Regions from separate parts of the Homo sapiens genome. Here all the other regions are linked to region 3. A link is a loop called in an ENCODE intact Hi-C map of the cell type or tissue named here. Cell type or tissue: Caco-2. All regions are shown on one strand. Links, peaks and the distances in the headings refer to the core of each region. The heading gives the core; the rest is flanking DNA. Region 1 has its middle 86 kb from the start of E2F8. Region 2 holds the start of NAV2-AS4 (NAV2 antisense RNA 4). Region 3 has its middle 87 kb from the start of NAV2-AS5. Region 4 has its middle 100 kb from the start of E2F8.

What was found. Peaks named below come from ENCODE experiments on the same cell type or tissue, not always from the same donor. Only the 100,000 strongest peaks of a DNase experiment are listed, where the experiment ranks them.
Region 1: a loop joins it to region 3, with 2.5 times the contacts of the local background. A loop is called at or near these places in 1 of 110 quality-filtered maps.
Region 2: it touches region 3 in a loop (11-fold over the local background); 1 of 110 quality-filtered maps calls a loop at or near these places.
Region 4: it touches region 3 in a loop (2.2-fold over the local background); 1 of 110 quality-filtered maps calls a loop at or near these places.

What each region holds. Positions count from the first base shown.
Region 1 is chr11:19,323,114-19,330,959 of GRCh38, reverse strand. No RefSeq gene overlaps it. Among named protein-coding and RNA genes, the nearest start is that of E2F8, 86 kb to the right of the region's middle. RefSeq lists an enhancer at 3,779-3,928. In Caco-2, for the core only: no CTCF peak of the experiment used is centred there; no DNase peak of the experiment used is centred there.
Region 2 is chr11:19,521,054-19,528,899 of GRCh38, reverse strand. It overlaps NAV2-AS4 (NAV2 antisense RNA 4), which reads left to right and starts at 4,822. Exons shown (of 4, transcript NR_033989.1): 1 at 4,822-5,014. It also overlaps a transcript of NAV2 not described here. In Caco-2, for the core only: no CTCF peak of the experiment used is centred there; DNase peaks (open chromatin) are centred at 2,949, 4,340 and 4,619.
Region 3 is chr11:19,416,107-19,423,952 of GRCh38, reverse strand. It overlaps a transcript of NAV2 not described here. Among named protein-coding and RNA genes, the nearest start is that of NAV2-AS5, 87 kb to the left of the region's middle. In Caco-2, for the core only: no CTCF peak of the experiment used is centred there; DNase peaks (open chromatin) are centred at 3,942 and 4,462.
Region 4 is chr11:19,337,930-19,345,775 of GRCh38, reverse strand. It overlaps a transcript of NAV2 not described here. Among named protein-coding and RNA genes, the nearest start is that of E2F8, 100 kb to the right of the region's middle. RefSeq lists an enhancer at 404-483. In Caco-2, for the core only: a CTCF peak has its summit at 3,187; a DNase peak (open chromatin) is centred at 3,505.

The sequences.
Region 1 (7,846 bases), core at 1,538-6,537, 93 kb after region 3:
AGGAAATTTCAAGTGACATCCACTTAGGATAAATAACAGTATAAAAACAAACAAACAAAACACATCCTTTCTGTAGCAAAGACCAGCTGCTCCCCTTGCTGGTTTTTGCGTGACTCTTACAAATTTCAGGGACTCATGTGGTAAAAGCCCAATTTCCCCTCACATTCCAGAATCCAATCACTCCCTCATGTAATGGCCTTCCTTCCAAATATTCCCTGCGACATCCCTAAGGCACATCCCTGTTGTCCCTCCTAAGCAGCTGGGCAGTCAAGGCAAGCCTCATTGCAAAGCTGTCAAGGCAAAGGCAAGAGGTTACATAATTCCAATTAGCAGAAGCCCCACCAACTCTAAACAGCTCCTTACCACTTCATCATCCTTCCCCTCCGAGGAAATAATCACAATTGCCACTAACATCCTGGAAACAAAAGCCAACAGAATAAACACAGTGCTCTCTGGCAGACCTCAGGATTAAAATGTAATCTCAAAATAAAGTCTAATAACTTTTCCCCTTTTGAACACACTTGGAATAAAATTAGCATATAAATCAAAGCTTAATTAGGACATTGTAACACTGAACAGCACCGGCTGGTATTAAGGGTTTCAGGCCCAATATGATGCATCAAATAAACACCGTAATTAGAGAACAAAATCAGGGTGGTCTCCTGGTAATCAATCACCCAGCTAGGTTCAAGCTTTTCAACTTGAGGGTCATCTCTGCTTTCTGTCTTGTGGATCTTGCCTTCCAGCCAGTCTCTCCCAAGGGATGTCATGCATCTTCCAATCTGTGTTTCTGGCACATCTCTCCAGCTCTTGGCTCTCAAAGGGGAGTCCTGGCACCAAGCAGGGGTGGGGAAACTTGCAGATTGCTCAAAACAATAGTTTGTGGGCTTCCAGAATGAAGCATTTATTCCTTCTATGAGCTGTGCTATGCCCATTATCCAATCTAGACAAATACCTGCCTGGGACAGAAAGTCAAGAATCCCTGAGAACCGTCCCCTCTGCTTTCACTATTCTCCAGCCACATTGCCATCCTTGCTGTTCCACACACACACTAAACAAATGCCTGCCTCAAGGCCTTTGCACAGGCTGCTCCCTCTCCCCAGAGTGCTCTTCTCCCACAAGGCTTTCTCCCTCACTTCCTTCAGATCTCCCCACCAAAATGTCACTTCATCATAGAGGTCTTTCTCACCTCCCTTATCTAAAATAGCACTTCCTAACCCTTTCTAACTCCCTTCGTTGGAGAGTTTGAGGGGCTACAAAATAGCACCCTTCTACTCCGTGTTAGTTCTGATGCAATAAAGAATAAGAAAAAAAAAAAGCAAGGCAGATGGGAGAACAAAATCTCACCTTTATTTCCAGTACAGTTGATATTAGAACATGTGGCTGATATCTGTGGGCAAAAGGGCTTCTGGGTGCTGACATGCAGACTAGGAAGCGGGGTCACCTAAGAGGTAGGGCAGGAGGAGCAGAGCTGGCTGGAGCTTGCCATGGACAGGCTCACTCCCTGCAGAATGGAAGAAAGAAAGAGCAGGATCTTATGTGCCCTGTTCTTTATCCCAAAATCACCAAAAGTGAACTGAGCCCTTCCGCCAGGAGGAGTGTTCTCAAGGGCAGGTGCTCCCACCCCACATGTCCTAGTATAATTACCCATGAGCTCCTTGAAAAGCTACCTGATTTCTCATCTGCTTCAGCTTTCCTGACCTCCGTGAATGCAGGACACTATTTGTCTTGCTCACTGCTGTATTTGCTGCACCGTGGCAAGCCCTCCTCCCTTGGGAGGAGTCCATGCAGCCTGAAGTTGGGCTTGGGTTTACAGTTTCCTGGGGCTGGGCCACCTGTTTGAGGTCATGCTGGGGCACAGGCAGAAGTCTCCTCCAGTTTCTCTGGCTTCCTCATCCTGCTTCTCTTCCTAGTGTCTGCTGGCTCCCTGACACTGCTCCCAGACCACCAGAGCCCTGCATGGGAGCAGAGATCCCTGCCTGAGTCACATCTCTTGAGCATCTGAGCTTCACCAGGCTCTGGCTCTGCGGGGAGTGGGGGTACCCAGAAGAGGTGTCACAGACCATGCTCAGGGAACGCAGCCTGGTAGGGAAGGCAGATGTATAAATATCTTCAGTGTGGTCATTTCTGCATTAGACTGACCAATACTAATGACTAATACTGATGATAGCTTCCATTACAGAGTATCCTCTACGGGCCGAACCTAAAGCTGAGTAATTCACATCTATTAGCTAATTTAGTCCACGATTATTTTATGAAACAGTGACTATTCTAGTCCCATTTCACAGGTGAGAAAATTGAGGCTGAGAAAAGTAAATTACTTGTTGAGAGTCCTGCAGGTGGTAAGTGATGAAGTCGAGATTCAAGTCTAGGTCTGTCTAACTACAAAGCTGAAGAGTCTAAGCTCTTCCTGCCTAACCTTTCCCCTCCTGGGTTCATCTTCTCCCCAGGCTACCTCCCTCCACGCTGGCCAAGAATAAGGGATGAATGACCCCACAATGCTGCAGGCTCGGCAGCCTCTGCCTCTTCCCACATAAGATCATTTCCCAAACAGGCGCTCATCTCTCCCCGTCTTGTTCATGCCCTGCAGGGAACCTGTGTCCTTATTCTGAAAAATCCTTCTCATCCTTCTAGGCCCAGTTCAAATGTCACCACCTCTATGACCACTCTCCTAGAGTCAAATTTAATCACACTGCTTCCCCATTCATGTCAAGAACATGCCCCTATTTCAGTGGTTCTCAAAATGTAGTCTCTGGACCAACAGGATTTGCTGCAAGTAGAACTTGTCAGAAATGCAAATTCTTGAATCCCAACCCAGAGTTACTTCAATATTAGAATTACTGAGGGTGGGGCCAGCAGTCTATGTTTTAACAAATCCTGCAGCTTTCATACAAAAGTTGAAAAGCACTGCTCTATTTTAACACATCTCATTAGAGCCACATATATAGGTTTGAGAAAATTTTTATTCCGGGAGGACCTACAGGGCCAGGACTGGATGCTGTTGAGAGTTTGTCACACAGTGTCACACAGTAGGTGCTTAGTTGGCTTTGAAAGTGCTTTTTTCCCCCAGCAATTGCCTGGCAACCATGGCTTAGTGACGTTAGCAATGACAGCCAGACTGAGGTTGGAGGCATGGGCCTTTTGCATCCTTTGCAGCAGGCTTCCTCCTCTTGTCTTGTACCTGGCTTGTTGAAAAAAAGTTTGTGATTTTTCCTTCATTTATTTCACAAAAATTTATTGAGTGCCTACCAGAGACCAGACACCACTAAATATGAGAATACAATGACAAGTAAAATGCCCACTCTATCCTCATGGGGCTAGCACAGGAGACACATACTCGTCAAATAAAAAAGGCCAACTCAAAGTGGCATTTACATTTATTAGCTTATTTAATTGTCACAAGTAACCCTAAAAGTGAGTAGTGGTGTCGTCTCCTGTCTACCAATGAGGAAGTGAATAAAGAAAGGTGAAATACCTTGCCCAAGTTCACGCAGTTTGCACATGACAGAGCTGAAGTTTCAACCCTGCAGGCATTTGTTCCTGCTCTTAATCACTACACAATGCTGCCTTAAAATAATTACACAACAAAATTATAAACATTGATAATCACTTTGAAAAACAGTACATAAGAGCACATGACAGGGAAACCTTATGTAGTCAGTGAGGGGAGAGGGTGCAGTCAGAGAAATACCCTGGAAGAGGCCACATCTGAGCTGGAACCTGAAGGATAAGCAAGAGTTAACTTGCCAATCAGTGAGTCAAGGCAAGGGTGGGTACAGATGAGGCCTCTCCCCAAAGAGGAATAGCACTTGTAAAAGCCTTGAGAAGGAGGCCTGGGGGAAGTTGCCAGTGGCCACAGCACTGGGTTGAGGGTGGAAGAGGATGTGGATAGAGGCTGAAGGTATGGGCGGTGTCAGACTGCCATGACAACAGTCCTTATCCTTGGCCCACTTTTCCAAAGCAGTGTTGGCAAACCAAGGGTTCCACATGGATGGATGGCTCCACTGTGTGTGAAAATGTGGCTGAAGTGCAGGAAAATCTCATCATTCATCCACTCAGTCATTCAGAGATATTGATTGTGTGCCTACCATGTGCCAAGAGCTGTTGTAGGTATCGGGGACACAGCCCCATTCTCCTGGAGCATATCCAAAGCAGGCCTGGGGAGAGAGGACTCTCTGACAACTGACATTTGCATTCCTTCATCAGCACTGAGCCTGGGCTGTGGGCTGGGTACTGTGTTAGGTGTTCTATTGGATGGTCTGGTTTGCATTTTAAAAAGAAATTGAAGGCACATTCCAAAATCACAACTATACCTCCTAGTGGCTAAAATGGACATCTCTTAATAATTTCAACAACCACTTATAGCTCAGGATTTGAAACATTCCTGAAGAAGCAGGCATTAGATAAATCATTTTGGACTGTTCCATAAAGTGAACTTTGCTAATAGAATCTAGGGTAATGAAATGAATGTCTCCAGACCTGTAATTCATTCTGCATAACATTTACACACTCCACTCTGCTGAAATCTTGTCAAATGACTTCAGTCAGCAAAGCTCAGCCTGAAGAGGAGGTGGAGAACTAGCACAAATTTGTTCAAAAATGCCTTCCAGAAAGCATTTTCAAAAGCTGTCTTCATTGCTTCTTGTTTTTTTCTTTTTTCTTTTTATTTTAAGTTCGGGGGTACATGTGCAGGTTTGTTATGTAGGTAAACTTGTGTCATGGGGTTCTGCTATACAGATTATTTCATCACCCAGGTATTAAGCCTGATATCCATTAGTTATTTTTCTTGATCCTGTCCTTCCTTCCACCCTCCACCCTCAGGTAGGCCTCAGTGTCTGTTGTTCCCCTCTATGTGTCCATGTGTTCTCATTATTTAGCTCCCACTTATAAGTGAGAACATGTGGTATTTGGTTTTCGGTTTTTGCATTAGTTTGCTAAGGAAAATGGCCTCCAGCTCCATCCATGTACCTGCAAAGGACATGTTCTCATTCATTTTTATGGCTGTATAGTATTCCATGGTATATATGTAGCACATTTTCTTTATCCAGTCTACCACTGATGGGCATTTAAGTTGATTCCATGTCTTTGCTATTGTGAATAGTGCTGCGACGCGTGCATGTGTCTTTATGATAGAATTATTTATATTCCCAGTAATAGGATTGATAGGCTTAATGGTGTTCTGTTTTTAGGTCTTTGAGGAATTGCCATTCTGTTTTCCACAATTGTTGAACTAATTTACACTTGCACCCACAGTGTATAAATGTTCCTTTTCCTCCACAACCTCCCCAGCACCTGTTATTTTTTGACTATCGTATAATAGCCATTCTGACTGGCGTGAGATGGTATCTCATTGTGGTTTTGATTTGCATTTCTTTAATGATCAGTGGTGCTGAGCTTTTTTTCATATGCTTGTTGGCCGCATGTATGTCTTCTTTTGAAAGGTGTCTGTTCATGCCTTTTGCTCACTTTTTAACAGGTTTATTTGTTTTTTATTTCTTATAGATTTGTTTAAGTTCCTTATAGATGCTGGATATTAAACCAGATGCATAGTTTGAAAATATTTTCTCCTATTCTGTAGGTTGTCTGTTTACTCTGTTGTTAGTTTCTTTTGCTGTGCAGAAACTCTTTAGTTTAATTAGATCCCATTTGTCAATTTCTGCTTTGTTGCATTTGCTTCTGGCATCTGTCATGAAACCTTTGCCTGTTCTCATGTCCAGAATGGTATTGCCTAGGTTGTCTTCCAGGGTTCTTGTAGTTTTGGGTTTTACATTTAAGTCTTTAATCCATCTTAATTTGAATTTTGCATATGGTGTAAGAAAATGGTCCAGATTCAATCTCCTGCACATGGCTAGTCAGTTATCTCAGAACCATTTATTGAATAAGGAGTCCTTTCTCCATTACTTGTTTTTGTCATCTTTGTCAAAGATAAATGGTTGAGTGTGGGCAGCCTTATTTCTGGGCTCCCTATTCTCTTCCAATTGTCTGTGTGTCTGTTTTTGTACCAGTACCATGCTGTTTTGGTTACTGTAGCCCTGCAGTATAATTTGAAGTCAGGTAATATGTTGTCTCTAGCTTTGTTCTTTTTGCTTAGGATTGCCTTGGTTATTGGGGCTCTTTTTTGGTTCCATATGAAGTTTAAAAGAGTTTTTTCTAGTTCTGTGAAGAATGTCATTGATAGTTTTACAGGATTAGTATTGAATTTGTAAGTTGCTTTCGGCAGTCTGGCCATTTTAACAATATTGGTTCTTCGTATCCATGAGCATTGCAATGTTTATCCATTTGTTTGACATCTCTGACTTCTTTTAGCAGTGTTTTGTAGTTATGGAAGAGATCTTTCGCCTCCTTGGTTAGCTGTATTCCCAGGTATTTTATTCTTTTGTGGCAATTGTGAATGAGATTTTGTTCCTGATTTGGCTATCGGCTTGATAGCTGTTGGTGTATAGGAATGCTACTGATTTTTGTACATTTATTTTGTATTCTGGAGATGTCACTGAAGTTATCAGCTTAAGGAGCTTTTGGGCTGAAAGTATGGGGTTTTCTATTTATAGAGCCATGTCATTTGCAAACAGGGATACTTTGACTTCCTCTCTTCCTATTTGGATGCCCTTTATTTCTTTCTCTTGCCTGATTGCTCTGGCCAGGACTTCGAATACTATATTGAACAGGAATGGTGAGAGAGGGCATTCTTGTCTAGCGCTGGTTTTCAAGGGGAATGATTCCAGCTTTTGCTTATTTAGTATGATGTTGGCTGTGGGTTTGTCATAGATGGCTCTTATTATTTTGAGGTATGTTCCTTTAATACCTAGTTTATTGAGAGTTTTTAACATGAAGGGGTGTTGATTTGGCATCAATATGCAGATACCACTGAAACTGTGACATGTTGGTTTCTCACTGCACACAGAATAAAAATCAAATTCCTTTGCTTTGTCTATAAGGTCCTACATAACATGGAAGTCCCCCATATCTGATACTACCACTCTCCTCACTCCTCCAAACCAACATTTTCTGGGCACCTCAAATAAGTCAAGTTCATTCCCATCACAAAGCCTTTTTTATTGCTATTCCACTGCCTAAAAGGCTATTTCATAAGATTCTCACATGGCTGGCTCTTAATGTCACAGCTCAGATGTCACCTCCTCAGAAAGACTTTTGCTGATCACCTTAAAGTTCCTTACCTTTAGCACTCACCATTCTCTGAAATTTTCTTGCTCTTTAAATTTACCTGTTTTTTCTTGAATCTGTCTCCCCCTACTGAAATACAAGCACCATTTAGAGCAAGGTCCATGCCATATTTTCAGTTTGAACACTTTGACCTTGGAAGCTAAGTGTGTAAGATGCAATGCCTGGGTTCCTGAATCACTGGTTGGAGAAGAGCTGCCAGGTGATAATGAACAACTATTTTTGTATTTCAAATGAGATTTGGCAGCTTGTCTGTTACATTAGCAAACATATCCTTAGCTAATCCAATACTTTTTGACCATTTTCTGTCAGGTTGTTAGAACTTGTTTGATTGATTGGTAGAAGTCTTTTATATTCTGGATAGAAATCTTTTCTATGTTACACAAGTAGCAAATATTTTCTCTGGGTTTGTCACTCAACTTTGAACTTTCTTTACGGTGTCTTTGTTTTACAGACATTCACAATTCTTATCTAGTCAAATCTGTCAGTATTTTTTAACATATTATAGACTCTGTTATATGCTAAGAAGGGTTTTCTCTATACCAAGATTATAAAAGATACTCTCCAAAGTTTCCTTCTAGTTCTTCTATTTTCCAGCTACAATTATTCTTATATATTTTATAGATATTTTTGTTATAAGCACCTTTTCTCCTAGTTGCCTAACTAG
Region 2 (7,846 bases), core at 959-5,958, 110 kb before region 3:
GGAGTGCAGTGGCATGATCTCAGCTAACTGCAAACTCCACCTCCCGAGTTCAAGTGATTCTCCTTCCTCAGCCTCCCGAGTAGCTGGGACTACAAGTGTGCATCATCACACCAGGCTAATTTCTGTATTTTTAGTAGAGACAGGGTTTCACCATATTGGCCAGGATGGTTTCGATCTCTTGACCTCGTGATCTGCCCATCTCAGCCTCCCAAAGCGCTGGGATTACAGGCATAAGCCACCGTGCCCGGCCTTCCCATTCTTAAAAAATGGGAACCACTGTTTTATAGACTTTTTACTTGGCAGCCTGAAGGCTAAAGGAAAGCTAGCTTCATTTTGGAAGGGAGCTGGCAAATGCCTTCCAGCCGCCTCTGCCCACCTGCCGGAGTCCATCCCTGTTTTGGCAGTGAGGTGATGGGGTTTCAGGTCTTTGGAAGTCAGACAGTGTGTATGAGAAATGGACTCACCTGCAGTTTCAGTAAAGGATGAAAAATAAGAGACATGGCGCACTGTTCTCTCAGCAGTGTCCCTAAACTGCAAAATGCTCCTTCTCACTAAAAATTACTGGGGATGAGGGAAGGCAAAGACCAGAAGGTCATGAAAAGAACTGCCCAGGGTCCATGATGGCTGATTTACAGCAGATTTATGCAAAAGATCTTCCTCAAACCACCTCCTTTTCTGCTACCATTTTTCTTTTCCCTTTGTCCCTCCATGGTCCCCTCCCAGATTAAAAACATGAAACTGGGGTGGGAGAAGAAGCACTGGGAGTGTGCTATGTTTCCTCGATACAAAAATTATTAATCCTTCATGCCTGCCATGTACCACACAGCAGGGAACGTGGCTTGATTTCACAAAGCTCTGGGAAAACTTCCCCACTGCCATGTCCCTACCATTTGTTAAGAGAAACAATTGCAGCCTGATTCCCAGGATTGTGTGTGTGTGTGTGTGTGTGTGTGTGTGTGTGTCAGGGCAGGGAGCTATCTCCTTGTGACTTGGCTGCACCCTCAACCCCACAGGGAAGTGGCAGGGAGGTCTGTAGAATTCCCCTCTGTAGGAGTGCTGGTGGGAGGTGGGCTTGACCAGTCAGAAGGGACCACCCCAGATGCAAATCAAGAGCCTAAGTCAGAGTGCATTCCAAGTGTGTGGACCCTAAGACAGACAAAAAGACATCATATACTTTGCAAAATACTGTGAGAGATCAAGCTGCAGAAGTTCATGATTGGCATCTGATAAATTCAAGAGAGTGCTGGATGCGGAGAGAGTTGCTGAGTGGACGGGGTGGGGGTGGGGCTGGTGCTACCATGTCCAGGCTAGGAAAAGCAGTTTCAATGGGCTGGAGAGCCTGATGTCTGTCCACTGGAAAGTTGAAGCTCATTGGACTGGTGCCTGATACAGACTTGGGAAAGTTAAAGGCAAGGGAGTGTGGCTATCGGCTGGGAGATAATGAAAGATGGAGAGAGAGAAAGAGCAATGAATTAGTCAATTTTCATGCTGCTGACAAAGACACACCTGAGACTGGGTAATTTATAAAGAAAAAGGGGTTTAATGGACTCACATTTCCACATGGCTGGGGAGGCCTCATAATCGTGACAGAAGGCAAAAGGTACATCTTACATGGCAGCAGACTACAGAGAATGAGAGTCACGCAAAAGGGGAAACCCTTTATAAAACCATCAGATCTCGTGAGACTTATTCATTACCATGAGAACAGTATGGGGGAAACTGCCCTCATGATTCAGTTATCTCCCACAAGGTCCCTCCCACAACACGTGGGAATTATGAGAGCTACAATTCAAGACGAGATTTGGATGGGGACACAGCCAAACCATATCAAGAGAGATAAACAATAGAGATGGTGGGGGTGGGAGGGTTGGAGAAAGATGCCATAGCATGGAGAAATAAACCAACTCTCCCTCCCCAGCAGCAGCCAAGGAGCCATGAACCCCAGGGACCTAGGATGTCCTCAGGAATGTTGGCCTGAGAAGGAAAGCTGGGATGAAGAAGAATTACCACTACCTTACTCCCAAGGTCTGTGGGTACAAAAATGGTATTTTCCAGATATGGACTTTGTGTAACAGAAAGTTGGCCCAGGGAAGTAATGGACCTCAGCAGAAAGCTGGAATGAACTTCAGATTTCCTAAGGGGTTGCCAAGCCAGTGGTGGCCTCATGATCAAGTGCAATCAGCCAGGTCAGGGGACTGTAGGAGAGCTTCCCCAGCCATCCTGGGGACTCTGAGAAAGTGGGAAAGACCTCTACTGCAGAGTGGGTTTTAAATGTCTGCCAATAAGCACAAGCACACCAGGCAAGTAAGAACTGTCTTTCCCTCTTTTCCCCTTCTTCTTCATCCAATCCTGGAGTGTGCAGTGAGTAAACAATGGGTGAAAAAAGAACAGAGAAAGAGATAAGAGGCCAATCATATTCATTCCCCCGAGACAAGGCTGACTCTGAAGCTGACTTTAGAAAGAGAAGGGGAGAAGATTGATCTCCAATTCAAATGCAGAGTTGGAATTAGCACACAGGACTGGGAATTCCAATTACAGAACTGAGGCTGTGTTTTGTGACTTCAAGTTATGCAAGATATTACCTAACAGAGGACGAAAACATTGTGGGGCCTCTTTGAGTTTTCACTGCAGGGGAGAAGAAAACACTGAGAGACAAAAATGAAGTCATGTTCTGCTCATTCTAAGAGTTATGCTTGATTAAAACACAGTGAATCAGGAACCAGGAGGAGCTGTAATGGCCCTGGGGTGATTTTTTTAAAAAGACAAGGCAGAAAGGACAGGTCTGCCTTCGTGACACTGTGGCAGTAGGGCCATGTGTGGACCTCTCAGCATGATGCTGAAAGAGAAGGAAACCTTCTTCTGGGGCAACATTTCACAATGCCCACCCAAACCTTTGCACCTCCTGACAGGGAGGCGGGGAACATTATCAGGAGAGGTGGGACCTGTCCCCGAGACCTGGGCCTCCACCCTAGGATACACGTCCAGCTTCCCCTAAGCCTGAAGACTGGTTTTTCTGAACTACCAATCTCAGCAGGTCATCAGATAAATACCTGGGATTCCATATCAATGAGGGAGAAAGGTTAAACTTCCTCAAAGGAAGGGAGGGCAGGTAGGTTATCTCCAGGAGGCATTTTTTGTCTCCTAGATAAGAAAATGCAGAATGAGGGCACTGTTCCACGATGTGATAGGTATTTCTCCAACCACTTCTTCTGTGGGAACAAGACTATCCCCGCAGTTTTGCCTGCAACCCCCTCACTGAGAGAAGTGCCCACTTTGCAAAGATGGGCAGGTTCTCGCTGAAGTTGCTTCCTACCTCAGGGACTACCCAGCCTTCTAACCTTCTTCCCCTGCGTGGCTCCCTGGGCACACAGACTTGTCAACACCTTCGTAAAGAAGATGCGTGGTTTCCACATCACTAACGACAGACCGCAGTCCTCACTTCCTCTGCCTGCACCCCCTCTTCTATTTCACTCAGACCAAGTTTGGTGGCAGGCTCAAGGAAGCATATCCAACACCACTTAAGAAATTCATTCTAGAGTGGTTTGGGATTGGCACACAGCAAAGCCTGAGCATTTCTGATGATCTGAAACATGGTGTAGGAAAGGGGCCACTGGAGACCAACACGTGGCTTCAGCTCTGCCACCTACTTGCCATGTGTCCTTGGGCAAATCAGTGCACCTCTCTGGGGCCCAGTTTCCCCATCTGTCAATGACACAGGTTGGACAGTAAGATCCTTTCTAGCTCTAATGAACTCCAGTTCTGTGAAATCTGCTATGGCTTAGGACACACTGCACTTTAGCTTGAATTTATGACCCAGACAACTATTTGAACACAAATTTGATATTTCTTTTATGGAGAAATGAATGACATTCACAGGGTAATAACTAGGAAGCCATTTCAAACCCGGGATTAACAGGAAGAAAAAAACCCCACATCTCCAAACTTGCTAAATATAATTGTGTTTACACAACACTGATCTTATATGCCACTCTAAACACGAAGCTGTGTCTGTTAGCTGAAGTCAAAGGGCCTGGATATCACAATCCTAAATAACAATTGTAGAAAGCCTAGAAGCTTGTAAAGAATTAGCAGGAAAGAGACACCATCTCCTAGGGAAGTCCTTAGAGCTTAGGAAAATTTGAGAGTGGGGTGCTGGGACTTCCCAATGTGAAATTAATATCTTAAAAAAAGATAAAAACAATAAAGTCCCCAAACTTCTGCAAGCTTTCCAAGAGTCTGTTACAAGCCTGGCCCTTTTAGGCCCAGCCCCCCACCAAAGCCAGTACTGACGTCAGCTCACTGTCTCCATAGCCGGCAGCCCTGGGAGCTGAACTCACTAGATCAATGAAAACATCAACCATGCCAGACGTGCCTGCCCTGCTCCAAGCCTGCCAAGGAGCCAGGGGTTCAGGTGCAGAGCCGGGCCATCTGTCATTAGGCTCTGCTGTTAATTGCTGTGCTAATGAACAAGGTTTGAACTGGAGGCACGAAACGCACATGCAGATTTACACACAGCTCTGTAGTACTGTGTCCCATTCCCTGACAAGCTAGCACAGTCTCTTGGATGCAAAGGTAAAGGTGGCCAAGTGACATCACACACACAGACGTTGCATAACCCAACCAGCAGATACTCCAAGTGGCAGATGTGCAGAATTTTTCAGCTAGGTGCTCATTCCTCCAGTCATCCATCTACTCAACAAATACTGGCTTGGTCGTGGCCACCATGTCAAATGCCAGGGCTCCAGAGATGACAACAACAGGGTCCCTACCCTCAGGGGATCATATCCTACCAGGGGAGATAGAGAGGTGAACAAACAGGACAAATACAGGTTGACAAGTGCTAAGAGAGAAGTCAGAGGCTGTGGGAACAGAGAGGAGGAGTATCTAACCAGCCTGGAGTATCTGGAAGACTTCCTGAAGGAGGAGAAAACACCTGGGCTAAATCTTAAAGGAAGACCAGAAGCTACCCAGGGAAAGAAGTGAAGGAAGGCATTATAAACAGAGAGGCCAGGAGGTAAGAGAGAACTTCAGTGTCTGGGGACACAGGGAGTCAGATACAGGAGGCTCAGAGTGGGCGATGGGAGGTGAAGAGTGAAGACACTGGGGTATAGAGAGTGAGGATGCTGGAGAAGAAGGTGGGGTGCAGATGGTGACGAGTCCTGAAGAGCAATTGCTTTGCAAACCTTGATCAAGCTCTTGCAATGTGCAAACGATGGCATTAAGTCAATGTGGGGGCCCTTGCCCTCATGGCACATGGACTTCCTAGAGGAGAAAGAAGAAGAGTGGCTCGGAAGAAGAAGAAATGTCACCAGACTGAGTTAGTCAGAGAAGGCCTCGCTCTAGAGGAAGCAGAACTGGGCCTCCAGCTTCAGGCAGAACTTCAACAGGTGAGCCAGTGCCACCACCCAGATGTTTTGTGTATGTTGCCTCACCAAATCAATGATGACATGACATCTTCCCATTTTCCAGGTAGGGAAACTGAGGCCCAGAAAGCTTAAATAGTTTGGGAGCTGGGAAGTGGAACAGGAGGGATGCACTGTTCCTGACTCCAGAGCCTGTGCCCCATCCATTTCACCTTGCTGCTCCCCAAGGCTTTCCTGGTCAAGGGAACAGCCTGACAAGCATGGGGAAGGCATGTGAAAGGCACACAGGAGGACCGGGCAGGAGGCGGTTTTCACTGGAGAAGGGAGTTCGTGTGGAGGAGATGGGGGCCTTGGGTGTGGAGTGATGGTCAACAGAGCAGCACAAGCTTCAGCTTTGAAGTCTAGGAGCCCAGGGACAAGTGAGGTACCCTCTCCTGGCTGCAGACTTCTCACTGCAAAATGGGACCTAACACCTGCTTCCTCTGGATGAATTCTCCAATGAGAACCCAGTGAGATAATGAGTCGAGTGCTTAGGAGATGGCCTCATGCCTTGTGAGTCCTCAACTGTGGATGATATGATCATTTTAATCAACAGCCATCATTATTCCCAATAATAATAACTGCAAGTAAGACCCCGGAGGTAGGTTGGGGCTGGTATATGGAGGACGCTGAGCTCTAGGCAGCCATGCCATCAGGATTCTGTTGACATTGGGGAATTAAAGTGACAATTCTTAAGAACAGACGTGAAATAACAGCTTGGACAGAGCATGTTCTCTTCTACAGAATAACACAGCAACTCCCTTATTCAGAAGTGTCATGATTTTTCTCCTATGCAGAAAAATTGTATCACAGTGAAGAAAGGCATGCCCAACACTTCAAATGCTGGCCACAAGGTGCCAGTGGGGGTGACAGTGACCATCTGAAGGCTGGACACACACCAGTGGCACTCCAGTGGTGAGGAGGCTCAGGAGGGCCTCATGGGTTCCAGCAGGGGCCAGGGGCACTCTGGATACCCCCGGCTGGTGAGGAGGGAAGAAGGCGGGGTCACTGTTGCTGGCCCCTTACTGCTGACACTATGAGCCTCTTGAAGGTGTGGGGCCTCATCCTCTAAGCTGTTTATCGCTGAAAATCAGAAACCTCTGGAGGCCACACTCCTGTAAACACAGAAGCAGATGCTCCCTGGACCACTCCTCTCTCTATCAAAAAGAATAAGGCAGTGGGCTCCTCCTCCAGTGGTGGGCTTGGAGACGATGGAGGGAGGCGAATGCCTTGTGAGGGGTGCAATGTGGCTTCATTTTGAGCCTGTCTCCCACCTTCTTGCTGTTCTGCAGAAGAGGGAGGCTGTGTGGTGGCTTCCAAGCGGCACAGCCATCCTTGAGGAAGGCAAGTGGGATCTGGCGTATGTCGGGCACCAACAAGTCCTTGAGCTCATTTACTGTCTTGTGACCTCTCTATGTAGCAGGCCTTATCCTCACTTTACAAACAAAAATGTGGCCCCAAAAGGGCAAATGACTGTCCAAGCCATGCAGCTAGTAGGCCACTGAGCTGGATCCAAACCCATCTGCCTAAACTCTAAAACCCCAGTTTTAGCCCCTGCCAAATTCTGCCTCTCAGAGCAGAGGGTGGGAGAGAGAGTAGTTGGCTACAGTTCTTCACAAAAGTGATTGAATGATAGTGGCCAAAGAGAAAGGAAGGGTCCAGAGCCATGCAGAGGGACAGTCCTGGGTTTGCATTTCTGCTGGAGCGACCGTTGGCACGTTACTTATTCCCTCTGATTCCTGCTTCCTCATCTGGAAAATGGATCTCAGAAGGCCTATGTGCAGGGTGGTTGTGAAGACCAGACACAAAAGACTGAAGCCCTTGGACTTCAATAAGTGCTCACTGATATCAGATATAATTATTGGTTATTATTACAGAGTGGCAGATAGGGTAAGGAGCTCCTCAAATATCCCCACTAACGCATAAGATAGGTCAAGAATGAAACTGTGAGCTGCACAGGGCGTGAGAATTTTCTTCTGCCTCCCCGATAACTGGATCCTTTATTGCTGAGCACTTATGTACATTATCTAATTTCATCTTACCCAAAACTCAGAAACTAAATGTCCCATCACTTAGAGAGCCAGCTCCGATTTGGCCGTGGATTCTAAAGCCTGTGCTCCTCAAAGCTTGGCTCTCTGCTGCTGTGGATCACAGCTACCTAGGACTTGGGGACTGGCCTCTGGGTCCATGGTCTCCAAGAGGAAGCCTGGTGTCTCCTCACAGCCCCCTCACCCTCCTCTCAGAGGGTCTGCCCAGCAGTAGCACGTGACTCAATCACTCTTCTAAACCCAGTGGCAACCACTGGCCACCCACTATGAATGACCCAAGTGGAAGAGTTCTCTCCAGATGGGGAGACGCAGGGTTCAGCTTGGAGTGTTTGGGTTCCAAGGCCCATCACCACGCCCCGCCTCATGGCCAAATGGCTGTTGGACCCAAATGCAGGC
Region 3 (7,846 bases), core at 1,409-6,408:
TGGATCTAAAGAGATTTCATACTATTATTCTACGATTCTCAGCTCATGCCTCAGCTCCTAGAGAACTTCCTAGTTATTTCTCAATCACAGATGGCCCGTCCCAAGCAAAAAGGCTAAACCTGTCAGAAGTCTCCCCTGGCCCCAAATATCTCTACCAACTCATGGGTGACTCAGTGAGAAGAAACTCCTGACAGTCAGATCAATCTGATTTCTACCTCTCTGCTCCCTGAAGTAGCTGTGTAGAGTAAAAGATAATGAAACCCAGTTAGATAGACATTGGCAAGCCACTTTCAATCTCTGAGCCACTGTTTCCTCACATCGTACTTGCCTTAGAGGAATGTCAAGAGCTCAATGAAATAACATGTGTGTTGTACATGGTACAGAGTAGATGCTCAATAAATGCTCTCCCCACTTAAGATGCTAAGTTTCAGTCCAGCAGTTTGGAAGCTTCACTGCTTTCCCCATAACAGAATATTCTCAAGCCTCTTACCTCTGAACCCTACAGGACAGTAAATTTTTGAAGGTGAGAGCTTTTTGACCCATCTCTCTACTCCCAGCACCTCACACATGGCCTAGCACACGGTTCTTAGTCCATGACCATCTGTAGAATGAATGAATGAACAAAAATAGCCACCAGTGGTTGGGTGCTTACCAGTAGCACTTTACACATATTAGCTCATTTAATCTATACAACAGCTCTATAAGGTAGACACTGTCACTGTATAAAGGTTAAAGATACAAAAGCTCAAAGAGATTTGGTATGGCAGCTTTGCTGAAGCTACCAAAATAATGGATAAACCATATGAAGTTGCCTATATCCCATCTTTTAAAAAATACAAATGAGTATTTACTGTGTGTCAGGCACTGAGGTAAATATCCTGCATATATTATAATTTAAATATTATAACCTTGTGAAACAGTTGAAATCACAGATAGGAAAACTGAGGCTCACAAGGGTTAAGTAACTTGACCACAGTTTTTGACTCTTTTAGATTTACAACAATGGCCAAGAGAGAGGAAGTCTCATCCACCTGATATTAAAAGGAGAAGACAAGCTCACACTCAGGCCTGTCTGCCTCAAGCCCCTGATGTGCCACATGCCTCTTGAATCAATGGATCAATGAATGGCAGAAGGGGAGAGGGATGGAGAGAAAGAGCAGGCATAGGAAGAAAGAGTGATGGAGAGAACAGGAATGAAAGGGAAGACTTTCACAGGCACTGTAACTATCTGGGTAATTCCTACAAGGCCAGACGATTCCAATGTAATCTTCTGTGTAATTGTTGCCATGCAGAACAGGCTGGACTCCAGACCTAGCAGTTTCTGGCCAGTGCGCAGAACAACAGAGAGAGAGAGGCCTCTCCTGTATGCTCAGCCGCAGAAGGGCCTTATGGGCGGCTTCCTGTTGGGACAGGAATCAGGCTCTCCAGCTCCTACCCAACCCACAATCCTGTGCAGACCAGCCACGCTCTGCTGGGTTTGGCGTCACAGAGGCATTCCTTCCCTTTCTTTCAGCCCCTAATTGCTCTTCAGGGCCGTGGGGGTCTCCCTACTGGCTGGCAGCCTATGAGGCTGGCCAGACTGAACTCACTGTTCCATGGGATCACGCATGAAGGCCTCTTAAAAGCACTGGTTCTCTCACCATCAGCAGCTGGATCAGCCCAGCAGAGATGAGAGTAAACCACCACGTACCAAGGCGTGATTTCCACCCGCTCCCCGCCCCCCAGACTGGCACTGTGTCACTGGAACAAGGACTCACAGAGCAGCATGAGGGATGGCTCCTCAGAGAAAGAGCATGGGCTAGGAGCAGTGAGTCTTGAGTTGCAGGCCTGGATCTGCCTCTGTGTGTGACCTTATGCAAGTCCCCTCCTCTCTCTAGGGTAGGAGACTGACAGGCTCTTGGGCTTGAACATCTCTTCTAAGCCTTATAACAACCCCATGATGCAGGTATAAAGCTTTTCGTTACAGGTAAGAAACCTGTTGCTCAGAGACACTAGGTGACTTGTACAGTGTCACACAGCAAGAAAATGAGGAGTCAGGATGTGATTCCAGGCTGGCCTGGCTTTGAAGCCCTGTATTCTCACCACTGCCCCTCAGGGGCTCTGCTCCTTCATTTGTAATAAGGGTTAATGGTCATGGTCATTATCTTAACTTCTCATGCTTGGGCAAAAAAAAAAAAAAAAAAAAAAAGCCTCTCTCTTAAGGCACTTCATGGGCTCTCAAGTCATCAGTGTTAGGAATTAGAATCATTATGTTGTTTCTCCCACCATTTCCAGCCTCAGTTTTCCAAATTTCCACCTCCATGATTTTTGCCATATCCTCATATCACATATGCTAATACTTAATGTTTGTCTTTAGATCAAATTTAAATCAACTAATTTTTAAAAAGTTAATATCCTCCTAAGCAATAATATACATAATATCAAGGGTTTAGTGCACTGATTATATTCCTTCCTTATATGCAACAAAATAAATTGATAACAATTAAATTATAAACTGTTCATCCAAGTGACACCTTGGAGCATGTGAGCCTTCTGTTAGGAAATGCTCTGTGAGTCTCGGCCCTTCCCCCAGCATGGACACATGTGAGCATGCACGCCTTAGAGCCAGGTCATCTTCCAGCTGCGCACTCTGGTCCTCTGTGATGGATGCTGGGCTAGTACAGAGGCAGCTGTGTGATGGGAACCTGGACTGCAGCAGGTGGGCAAAGGAGGCAGAGTTGAGCTCTGAGGACCCAGGGAAGCATGGCTTCCATTTGGGATGCAGCTGAGAGGGCTGGAGGGCTTGGGGCAGGTGAACATGAAGAGATGGAGAGAAGGGAAAGGCAGGTCCATCGACTATGACCCCTCCACCAGCAGCCACAGCATCAAAGCCAAGGCCAGGCGTCCCACAGTACAAGGCTAGAGAGAGCAGCTGCTTAACACCTTCAGAGGCAGCAACATCCTCAGAGATCTAGTTATGGCAGGCTGTGGGGAGGAGGGCAGGCCCACCTAGCACCCTGCCATGCACCGTGGAGGTCACCCTTGAGTTCTGTTTTGTTTTCCTTGTTAGCTTAGCTTTTAATTGAAGCATAACAGAAGACAGGACAATGCATAATTCATAAGTGTACAGCTCAATGAATTTTCAAATACTGAACTGCACCCAGAAAAAGAAATAAAACATCAACTTCATCCTAGAAGCCCCCTCATGCTCCATTCTATTATGGTCACGCTCTTGCTCCAAGGGTAAACATTATCTTAATACCTAATACCTGATATTGGTTTTGCCTATTTGGAACTTTATAGAAGTGAAATCGTACGTATGGAGTCTTGTGTCTGGCTTCTTTTGTTCAACATTATGTCTGCAAGATTGATCCATACTGTTGCATGTAGCTTAGTTTGTTCTCATTGATGTGTAGTAGTCCACTGTATAAACAGACTTCATTCTATCTTTAATGAGTATATGAATACTACTCAGATTTTGGCTAAGTAATGTTGCTATGAACATTCTAGCAGATTACTTTTGCCTTCATTTCTTTTGGGTGTGTACCTAGGAATGGAATAACTCAGTCATAGTATACAGACATGTTTAGGTTAGTGGATACTGACAGTTTTTCATATCAGTCACACCAATTTTCACTCCCACCAACAGTGTGTGCAACTTTCAGTTGTTCCATATCCTTGCCAACACCTGGCATTTTTTTATCTTTTTAATTAGCCATTCTAGTGTGCATATAAGTCACCCATATTTTGTTTTTTTCCAAACTGCACAACAGCCCATAGGCTAACGTCACTACTAAAGACAGTGACATGGGAGAAACACAACAGTCCATAGGTCAACATCACTTCTAAAGACAGTGACATGGGAAAAACACAACCGCCCATAGGTCAATGTAACTTTTAAAGACAGTAACGTGGGCGTAGTAGACTGACTCAGAGGACCTCACCTTACTGCTTGCTCTCCAGCTACTGATGCAATGCCATTAGGAAAGAACTGCCACTGCTATTTACAAAGCCCTGACCCAGGGCTTTGCTCATTCGTTCATCTCACCCTCACAGCAAACTGCCAAAGGCAGGCAAGGAAGGAATTATTCTCAAGAGCTTACATAACTTTCCAAGTATGTACCCGACGCAAACTTCAGGCCTACCTTCTTCTGATTCCAGTTCAGTTTCCTTTCACTGAGTTTAAACTGACTCTTAATTCACTTCTTCTCCATTTCTCAGAAGCATCTGTTGAACTGCAGGATCTCTGATGTTCCTTCCAGTTTCATTATGGTGGACTGGTTTGTTTCTAAGCGTGTGAGTGGTTTACTCACTCACCAAGTGTGTAAACAAATGGAAGATCCTTGCTCAATCCTGTCTACAAGGAAATGAAAAGAATTTGGAATATGCATTTCTATCATTCCCCACGTCTTCACATCAGACTGAGAAGCGGGTCTCGAAGCCCCACCTGCCACGGTTCCTTTCTCATGCCAAGCAAAGCGCAGAAAGGGAGGAGCAGTCGATTGCTGCAGCAACCTCCTCCTCAGCTGTCCTGAGGTATGCACGCTGCTGGAAAAAAGTTCTGCCTGCATTGCCAGGAGAATCATATTCATGAGATTCCTCCATATCAGACATGTTTCCTAAGTTTTCTAATTGGCTCATGATGGATTTCTGCAAGTGCTTTTGATGAGGCTCACCTGCAGTGCCTCTCCTCTAAAGATAGTAAGAAAGTCACATGTTTTTGAAAGAGCAAATAATTGTGAAACAGCATTTCAACAACAAAGATGAGCAAAATACAGTTCATAGAAGGTGAGCTACTTGCAGGCAGGGGCCATGAAAGAAAGGGAAGGCACCCAAACTCCAGCACAGTGCCAGCCCCCCAGTGCCACTGACCCTTGAATCTCCAGGGCTCAGCTCCCAGACTCAAGGCATACATCTCATCACATATATACAGGTCTGTATACCCTCCTTGAGTCCCTATTACTGCACTCACTACTGTTATCCTTGCCTCCTCCCTTACCTCCCAAATACCCTTAACTAAGCCTACAGGTCATCTATGTCTGGAATCCATGCCCTGCTATCACTCCTTACTGCCACTACCAGAGATGAGCCCATCATCCTCCTACCTGGACTCCCACTATAGCCTAACCGGTCTCCCTGACTCCACTCTGGCCACCCAGCTATATAGCAGATGCAACTCTGATCACAACACCCCACCACCACAAGCCCTTCAATGGCTTTGGACGACCCTTAGAAAAATGCCCCAAGCCATTTTGATCATCTGCCAAACCTTCTATGATCTGGCTGCTGCCTCTTTTTCCAACCCCGTCTCAATCCATTCTCCCCTTGGCTTATTTTGCTTCAGATCCACAGGTCTTTCAGTTCCTTAAATGTGCCCCTACGCTCTCCTACCATCATATGCTGGTAAGATGTGATTACACATGCTGATCGCTCTGTCTGGAATGCCTTTTCCCTGTCCTTCATCTCCCAAATTCTGTTCATCCTTGAATAAGAGTTTCAGCTTAGAAAACATGTTTTCAGTGAACACTCATCCAAGCCCAAGGTGAGAAGGCATCTCTGGGCTGTAAGCCTCACACCACCTGCATGTTCCCCTCTGGAAATGCTCATCCCATTTAGTAATTCTTCTCTCAGTGTCTAGCCTCCCTCCTAGACTGTAGGTTTCCTGAAAGCAGATGCAATGTAGAACTTGTTCATAGCTCACTCTCAGCCCCTATCATTCAGCCTGTCAAATAGGAGGCTCTCAATGAACACTGACAGATTGAGAGGTTGATTGAGTGATAGACTGTTTGCTTGTACTATCTTGATGCCAGAAAGTCAGAAAGTCATAGAGAAGACACCCTTTTGTTTTGTTGTTTTTCATAATTTGAGTTCTGAGATACATGTGCAGAACATGCAGGTTTGTTACATAGGTATACACATGCCATGATGGTTTGCTGGACCCATCAACCCATCATCTACATTAGGTATTTCTGTTAATGCTATCCCTCCCCTAGACGCCCATCCCCTGACAGGCCCCAGTGTGTGATATTCCCCTCCCCAGGTCCATGTGTTCTCGTTTTTCGACTCCCACTATAAGTGAGAACATGTGGTGTTTGGTTTTTTGCTCCTGTGTTAGTTTACCAAGAATGATGGTTTCCAGCTTCATCCATGTCCCTGAAAAGGACATGAACTCATCCTTTTTTATGGCTGCATAGTGTTCCATTATTTACCCAGTATTCCATGGTGTATATGTGTCACGTTGTCTTTATCCAGTCGGCATTTGGGTTGGTTCCAAGTCTTTGCTATTTCCAAGTCTTTGCTATTGTGAATAGTGCTGCAATAAACATGCGTGTGCATGTGTCTTTATAGTAGAATGATTTACAATCCTTTGGGTATATACCCAGTAATGGGATTGTTGGATCAGATGGTATTTCTTGTTCTAGATCCTTGAGGAATCACCGCACTGCCTTCCATAATGATTGAACTAATTTACAATCCCACCAACAGTGTAAAAGTGTTCCTATTTCTCCACATCCTCTCCAGCATCTGTTGTTTCCTGACTCTTTAATGATCACAATTCCAATTGGCATGGGATGGTATCTCATTGTGATTTTGATTTGCATTTCTCTAATTATCAGTGATGATGAGCTTTTTTCCATGTGTTTTTTGGCCACATAAATGTCTTCTTTTGAGAAGTGTCTGTTCATATCCTTTGCCCACTTTTTGATGGGGTTGTGTTTTTTTCTGGTAAATTTGTTGAAGTTCCTTATAGATTCTGGACACTAGCCCTTTGTCAGACGGATAGATCGCAAAAATTTTCTCCCATTCTGTAGGTTGCCTGTTCATTCTGATGATAGTTCCTTTTGCTGTGCAGAAGCTCTTTAGTTTAATTAGATCCCATTGGTCAATTGTGGCTTTTCTTGCCATTGCTTTTGCTGTTTTAGTCATGAAGTCTTTGCCCACGCCTACATCCTGAATGGTATTGCCTAGGTTTTCTTCCAGAGTTTTTATGGTTTTAGATCTTACGTTTAAGTCTTTAATCCACCTTGAGTTAATGTTTGTATAAGGTGTAAGGAAGCGGTACAGTTTCAGTTTTCTGCATATGGCTAGCCAGTTTTCCCAACACCATTTATTAAATAGGGAATCCTTTCCCCATTGCTTGTTTTTGTCAGGTTTGTCAAAGATCAGGTGGTTGTAGATGTGTGGCACTATTTCTGAGGCCTCTGTTCTGTTCCATTGGTCTATATATCTGTTTGGTCCCAGTACCTTGCTGTTTCGGTTATTGTAGCCTTGTAATATAGTTTGAAGTCAGGTAATGTGATGCCTCCAGCTTTGTTCTTTTTGCTTAGGATTGTCTTGGCTGTACGGGCTCTTTTTTGGTTCCTTATGAAATTTAAAGTAGTTTTTTTCTAATTCTGTGAAGAAAGTCAATGGTAGCTTGATGGGGATAGCATAAAGTCTATAAATTACTTTGGGCAGTATGGCCATTTTAACAATATTGATTCTTCCTATCCATGAGCATGGAATGTTTTTCCATTTGGTTGTGTCCTCTCTTATTTCCTTGAGCAGTGCTTTGTAGTTCTCCTTGAAGAGGTCCTTCACATACCTTGTAAGTTTTATTCCTAGGTATTTTATTCACTTTGTAGCAATTGTGAATGGGAGTTCACTCATGATTTGGCTCTCTGTTTGTCTATTATTGGTGTATAGGAATGCTTGTGATTTTTGCACATTGATTTTGTATCCTGAGACTTTGCTGAAGTTGCTTATCAGCTTAAGGAGATTTTGGGCTGAGACAATGGGGTTTTCTAAATATACAATCATGTCATCTGAAAAGAGAGACAATTTGGTTTCCTCTCTTTCTATTTGAATACCCTTTATTTCTTTCTCT
Region 4 (7,846 bases), core at 1,258-6,257, 78 kb after region 3:
CACTCCGGATAGGGGCGTGCGCAGTGTCGCTGGAGGCCGGGAAAGTGCGCCCCCGAGCTCGCAGAGCAGCCTCGGAGCACTGCGCCGGGCGCCCAGCCCCGCATCTGCTGGGGAAGAGTTTCCCAGCGCATCTGTGAACAAGGGCCCGCCGGCCGTCATCGCGCACGGGTGGCTATGCGTCCGCTCGCCCGGTATCTATGCTGCGGCCGGGTGGCTTGAGAGGCCCTGGCCCTCGGTCAGAGTCCCGCAGCAGAGGTGTGGCCCCCGAGCCTCTCAATGAGGGGCCGGCCCTCTCCCCAACGGCAGTCCCCACCCTGCTCTGGACCCCGGAGCTCAGCACAGAGCATCCCCAAGTCCTCTCCTCCTTGCCCACCCAGTTGCACCGCAAACTTTCCCAGGCCGGTCCCGCCGCCGGGCAGTCCAGCCAGACCCGACCTGGGGGAGGCAGCATAGGGGGTTCCTACCTGCGCCCACACCGGCTTCGCGGAGCCGCCTCCTCCAGCCGGTCTCGCACTGCACTCCGGCCCGCGCTTCTCAGCCGCGGCCGCTGCCGCTGCAGCCGCTCCTTGCCCTCCCGTTACCCGGGAAACCGCCTCCTCCTCCCTCCCGCCAGCCAACCAGTGCAGTTCACATGGCGCCTCGCTGCCAATCGGCGGCCTCGCCACCCCGGTCCCCTTCCAGGGTCCCGAGCCCTTTCCCAGGCTAGGGGACCAGAGAAAGAGAGAGGGTCTCTCCGGAGCTGCTGCTATTCAATGGCAGACCTGCCAGGCAGAGACATGCCAATCATGCCTGCTAACGCCCTTCTTCTGTGGGACAGACGCACCTGACACTTTAAGGAAGACCTGCATCGTTGGACAACCTGAGTCAGAAGATGCCTCCGGGCACCTGGTTCAACCTCTCACTAAATCCAGGAATCCCCTGGACAGGATCCCATCAGGGAGCTGTCCAGCCTGTGTCCAAACACCTCTCTGGATGGAGCTCTCTGAAGCTCCCAAGACGGTGCTTATTGCCTTCCTGATTGTAGAGCTCTGGTTGACAGCAAGCTCTTTCCAACACTGAACTGAAATCTGCCTCCATGTCAAGACCCGTTTGTGATTCTTGGACACGCAGAACAAGGATCCCTGGGCCAACTAACAGCCAGACCTTCTGTAACCTAGAGGGCAACACATCCTATCCCCAAGGTTACCCATCTCCGGACAGTTATTCATTCTTCTTAGCTTACCCAGGGCCATTTTGGAATCTGGGAGGCTTGTGCTCCCCATGTCCCTTATCTCTCTTTCATGGAGTGGCCTAGTACGTAAGTGCCCACATGAGAGGATATCAGGAACCCAGTACTGCAAATAAGACTTGAACTTCTGAAAAAATGTTCTCTCCTCTCCTAAGTTAAGGTCAGGTCCAAAGAGTAAAAGGGGAGGCCAGGCATGTCTGGAGAGGCACTACCGTGGACATTTCTCTCTTTCCACTCCGCCTCCGATCCTATCATCCAATCAAAACTTGCCCCACCACACAGGGTGCCCAAGGTGAGAAAGCAAGAAGTCCTATTGGTCTTGGCAGGAGAGAGTCCTGGCCTTTCCAAAGTCTCCAGGGGCCACCAGGCTGCAGGGCCTGTCCATAGCCACAGGCAGATCTTTCTATACCACCGTCTGGTGAAGACCAGGTGGGTCCAGCATTCTCAGGGTGTTATGTACACAGACACCCCATTAGAACAGGAGCTCAAGACACACACCAAAGCAGAAGGCCAATCCTGCTGCCGGGCCCCTATTTGGGATGCAGGAAGAGATTGGGGCTCAGGAAGGGAGCTACACTTGTCTGGCGTCAGAGCAGGAGGGATTGATGAGGACCAGACAGTACCCAGCTGGATCTCTGCCAGATCCAACCATCCCTCTCCAGGTCTGGTTGTAGGAAGGGGGCCCAGCTGTAGGATGAGGGGATGGCAGAGGTGAGGGAATTGCAGCTGGGCTGGAAGCTCATGCTCACTCAGAAACATTCACATATATTACACTCCTGAGCCCTGTCCCAGAGGGGCCCATTGAGACTGCTCACAAGACAGAGCTACAAAATAAAACCCATGCTCTTTCTGAGCCAGTCAGCTCAGAGAGGCTTGCAAGAAAGTCTCTCTGAGCTCATGCAAGGAAGAAAATCAGTAGGGTCATGGTAGGGAAGTGACATTATGAACCCAGTCATAAGGAGTGTGATATAGTTAGAAGAACACAGACCTGAGTTAGACAACTTGGGCTGAAATCCCCTCTCCACCATCATCAGCAATGTAATCTTGTCTCTGAACCTAGATTTGCTCATCTATAAAATAGGGAAGTTAATATTCCTCTTCATATAGATGTTATAAGGATTTGATGCGATCATGGATGAGCGCAAACTTTGTAAACAATAATATATCTTACAGAGACAGACTTTTATCAATATGCCCACTTTGCCCCTGTGATGGTTAATTTTATGTGTCAGCTAGTCTAGGCTATAGTATCCAGTGGTTTTTTGGTTTTTGTTTTTTTGTCAGACATCATTCTAGATGTTTTGGGGAAAGTATTCCATTAGATATAATTAACATTTAAATCAGTAGACTTTGAGTAAAGCAGATTATCCTTCCTAACATGGGTGGGCCTCATCCAATCCATTGAAAGCCTTAAGAAAAAGATGGATGTCCCGAGGAAGAAGGAGTTCTATATATGTGTGTATTCCATTGGTTCTATTTCTCTGGAGAGCCCTGAATAATACATACATCCCCTTCCTGGAATGATGATGATTTGCCAGGCAAATCCAAGGAGCAGGCACAACCAGGTGGTCAAATCTGTAGCCTGATCATGAGCCTGGAAGTCATTGGTACACGTGCATATGTTTCCCCAAGCCCAGTACTGGTAGGTGTTGTCTTATTTTTATAGATGTTTTCAACCCAACACTCTGTGCAACAATTTTTCACCTACTAGGGGTGGGCAATCTGGGGAACATTTTTCTAAAACAGCTACCTTTCTCTCCTGCCATTATGCCACTTGCCTTAGTCCCCACCTGCATGCTAGGAGCCAGGAGAGCAGAGCCTTGTCCATGGAGATTCTGATCTCTGTTTCTCTCTCTCTAATTTTCTCTCTCTCTCTCTCTCTCCCTCCTTCCCTCCCTCCCTCCCCCACCTCTCTCTCTCTCTCACACACACACACACATAGTGTGATCCCAAGTGAGAGTTGCAGTGGCAAAGACCTTAACACCTACTGCCAACAGCAGGACAGTTTTTGCCTCAATAAAGGATGACCTATTTTTTAAAATTATAGCCAATTACCCATGTAGGATCCTAACCCCAAACCTGACAGTATCACCTAAAGACAGGGTTACTTCAATTTCAGATATTGAAAAACAGGAATCAGAGTATAACGAGGTCTCCCAGAGAATGGAACCACAAGCCTAGGGACTGTAGAAACTCCCTCTATGGCTTCTGGGGGGAATGCACCTTATCTCCTTTTCTGTTTACTCACCTTCCTCATGGCCTAATATGACTGCCAGTCTAAGTGTCTACATCAGGATCTCTCAGTGCAAACACCCAATAGAATTTGCTCATAACCTCTGGAACTTAGTTCAAATTTTCATGAGAGAATCTGATTGGTTGTTGACCTTTGGGACAAGTCAGGGGGTCAATCAATGGTGGCAAACAAGAAAGGGACTTTAGAATGGTTAAGCAATGTCAGACATTTGTAGCACACAATAAAAAGAGGACAGGCAAAAGTACTTACTCAGTGTAGCTTCTGACTCCTAAAACTGAGCCCCTGCTGCTCCTCAGTTTTCTTGTCTTCAAAACAAGAATATCCATGTTGCCCTCCTTCAGAGCTGGGGAATATCTGAAGCAAGTGTATGTGAAACACTTTAGGAAATTAAAGCATGTCCTTTCCTTCACTAATTTAAGGAAAATCTTCCATCCAATCTTGAGAAGACTTGAGGAAGAAGTAACCAGTCTTAGAATTCTGGTAAGCAGACACAGTACTAGATTCAGCTTAGACACTGTCTTACATGAGCTGGGCATCACAGAGGTGAAATCTTAAGTACGAAAATGTTCTGTCATGTCTTTAGCTCTCTCTGAATTGGACACAGAGTCAGCTGACCAGCAGACCAGGAAAGGACATGAAAAATGCATTTTCAACCTTTTTTTTTCTTTTTGGACTGGTGAACTTTCATTACCTTTGGGGATCCAAATCTAAGAATTTTCCCCCCAAATACTTGTCAGAATTTGTTGTCTTCTGCTCTGGAATCCCATAGTTCTTTGTTCCCATCTCTTTTACGGCATTTGTCATGTCATACTGTAATCATCTCTTTTCATATTTATCTCCCTTACTACTCATTCATTCAATCATCATTCACTCACTCCTGCAATAAATTGTATTACTTAATAAACATTCTGAGATAGAGTAATGAACCAGGTAGGGAAGGTCCCGCCTCTCATGGTGACAGTGGGAAAAGATGGGAAATAAATAAATATTAAACCCAGATAATTTGAGAGAATAATTAGAGCTAGGCAGAGAATAAAAATAAGATGGTATGAGAATGACAAGGTGCTACCTTCATTTGGGTAGTTGCAGGTGACTTCTTTGAGAAGAAGAAATTTAAACTGTGATTGGTGAGAAGGATACAGCCATGCAGGATCAAGGAAAAGAACATTCCAGAAGAGGCAGCTGCTAGTGCAAAGGCCATGAGGCAGATGGCAGAACTACAAACTTGCTGTGTTCATGGAGCAAAAAGATGGTCAATGAAATTGAAGCATAGTGACTGAAGGGAAGAGCAGTGCAGGATGGATTTGGACAGTAGGCAGAGCCAGATCATATAGAGCCTGAGCCCACTGAAAGGCAACTAGATTTTATTCCAAGTGCTGCTAGAAGCATGGGAGGTTTCTGTGTTTGGAAGTGACCTGATATGATTAAATAGATCACTCTGGCTGCTTCATGGAGGATTGACAAGGATGGAAGCAGGGAGTTCACTTAGGATGTGATTACATAGTTCAGACAAGAAGTCCACTGGACCAGGATGGTAGCAAATGGATGGAGTTGAGGAATACTTTGGAGTCAGAATCAATAAGACTTTCTAATGGATTGGAGGTTGAGGGAAACAAATCATGTATATCTAGATTTTTTTTACTTGAGTCACAAAGAGAGCTCCCTCAATGCAGAAGTTATTTCTTGTTTCTTTTCCTATGTCCCACTACTGGAAATGAACCAAGCACATGAGATGCCTATTAAATGTTTGGATGGATGGATTAGTGAATCCTTTAGAAATATCTTGTTCATGTCATCCTGGGAAGAAACAAGCCCATCAGAATAGCAAGGACAGGGGAACATCCACTCTTTCTCTTTCCTATACCCCTTCATGATGTCAACTTTATCCTCACCCAAAATCTTTCTCTTCCTTTAAGACTTAGCTCAATTAGTCTCTTCCAACATGCCAAACTAACCTCACTCTATATTCCCTCACCTCACCCTTACTCTCATACATACCACTTGAGTTTATGGTATATTAAATACATATGATTATGCTTTCTTGCTTCTTCATTCATGTATTTAATAAATTTTATTGAGTGCCTACATATGCCAAGAACTTTCATGTCTGTCTAACATATCACTGATGAGAACACACAAAGAATCAGGAAATCTCTGAGAAGTCAAAACAGATGATGCCAAGGTTTGTGGTAAAGACCATAGCCTTCCCAGGTCCTCATTCAGGGTCTGATGCCCTTGGTTTACTCACACTTTAAATGGGTTCAGTTAATTCATTTTCAAGCCCACAACAAATTAGGTCCCTACCTAACTGGGAAACCCGACAACTGTAAGAATTAAGGGACAACAATCTGACAGCAAGAGAGGAGACCAATAGACCTACGAAAAACAAAACAAAAGGTCTGGGCGATCTGGGACCATTTAGTGAATGGACAATCAATCTTACACATCTCATCCATTCATTAAATTACATGAATCCATCATAATGCTGACTCTGAATTCAGCCAAGTTTTATACAGCAGGAAAAAATTCAGTATGCTAGAAAGCTTTTCAAATAAATTGACTAAATGGAATTTAAGGGACAAGCCCAGAGCTACCAAAAAGTTCAATTGTCAAAAATAACTCGAATTATGTATAGCTAATATTTTACGCTGATAGAACTGTAAACTTCAATTTATTGAACAACTCTAAATGCCAGTAGCTTTAAATGCTTGACTTCATTTAAGCTTCACAATAACTCTGTGGGGTAGGTACTGTTATCTTTATTTTATCAGGGAGATAAGAGGAAGAAACAGCATCAGAGAGGTTGAGTAACTTGCCTTGGTCACAAAGCCAGTTTGCAGCAGTTCTTTTACAACCAGATCAAAAGCTGAAGGAGAGAATAGACTGTATCTATTTCTCCTTTTTTATTCCTCTTAATGCTTAGCATAGATCTGGACAGATAGTAAGTTTTCAAAGTAGGGACTCAGGGCTCATTCATCCAACAAATTTGTCCCAGGAACTGTTTTGGCACTAGACACACATTGGAGAGTAAGCCAGGCATAACTTGTCCTCAGGGTGCTACAGCATGAGGAATGGATGGACCTATTCCATAGTCTGTCACAAAACCAATTTGTCGTTGTCCTACTAAATATGACTCTTATTCTGGATCTTTGGGAATCAGCTGAAGTTTCACTCTTGAAAATAATAAATGCCAATAACAGCAAAGTTAGACATTTGTATTTGAAGAAGTCATCACCGCACCTATCTTGTACCTGTTTCTCAGGCAGCCTGCAGTCCTTATTTTATATTGCCACCCTTCTGCAACTTCACTGAAGGGTGGCTTAGTGAAAGTCACTTCCAGTTCCTGTCTGGACTTTGGTATCCTCATCTGCAGAATGGCTGTGGTGGGGAGGAGGAAGGGCAGAAATGGACTGGCTGGGACATTCTTGTTCTCTCTTCCTCCTACTCCTGGCAGTTTTTATTTTTCCTCAAACATTTCTGTTAACATCCTTTACTCAGCACCACCATGGTTGAGTAGCTAGAATAGAAGGAAGGAGCCCGATTACCCAAGTGATGATGGGTTGAGACAATGTAGCATTATCTGAAATAGACAGTGGCTAGGAGGGAGCTTATTGTCAGCTGGCAAGGGGTGGAGGCAGAGGGTGGGCTGGCTCTGTTTTTCTTGCCATTAGGAGCTGGCACCTCTGTGAGCATGGGAGGATGCTATAAAACAGGCCTGCAGTGAAACACCCACGGGTGGCATGAGCATGTCAGTTAGGCTGTGGAGGAGTCACATGTGGAGGAAGAGCCTCAGAACGGAACTTCCCAGGGAGGTTGGAATGGGTAACAAGATTCAAGCTCTAAGTTTATTTCAGTAGGCTGTTTTGGTTTTCAAGGTATCTTAAAAAAAAGAAGGGGGTCATATATGTACTGGAAATGGAGTCGAAACTGAAATTGTAAAACAAATCCAACAAATATTTATCAAATGCGCTATCCTCACTACTGGAAATGCCACAGTGAACATGACAGGTGAGCTTTCTTCCATCAAGGAATTTGTATCCTAGCAGTGGAGCCAGTCATTAAACACAGAAACAAATATACAACCTGGATAATCTTAGATAGTAATGATGACTGCCACAAAAGAAGTAAAATAGGATGATATGATAGTGAATGAGGTTGGGGAGAACAGCATTTCGTAGTGTGACCAGGGAAGGCTTCTCTGAGGAGGTGACAATTCAGACTAGACCTGGAGGAACTGGCTAAGTGAAGGTGTGGGGGAAGAAAGATCAAAGAGCAAGTGCAAAGGCCTTGAGACCACGATGTGTCCGATGTAGTCAAGAGACCAATGTGGCTAGAAAGTGGCAAATAATGAAACAATGTTACAT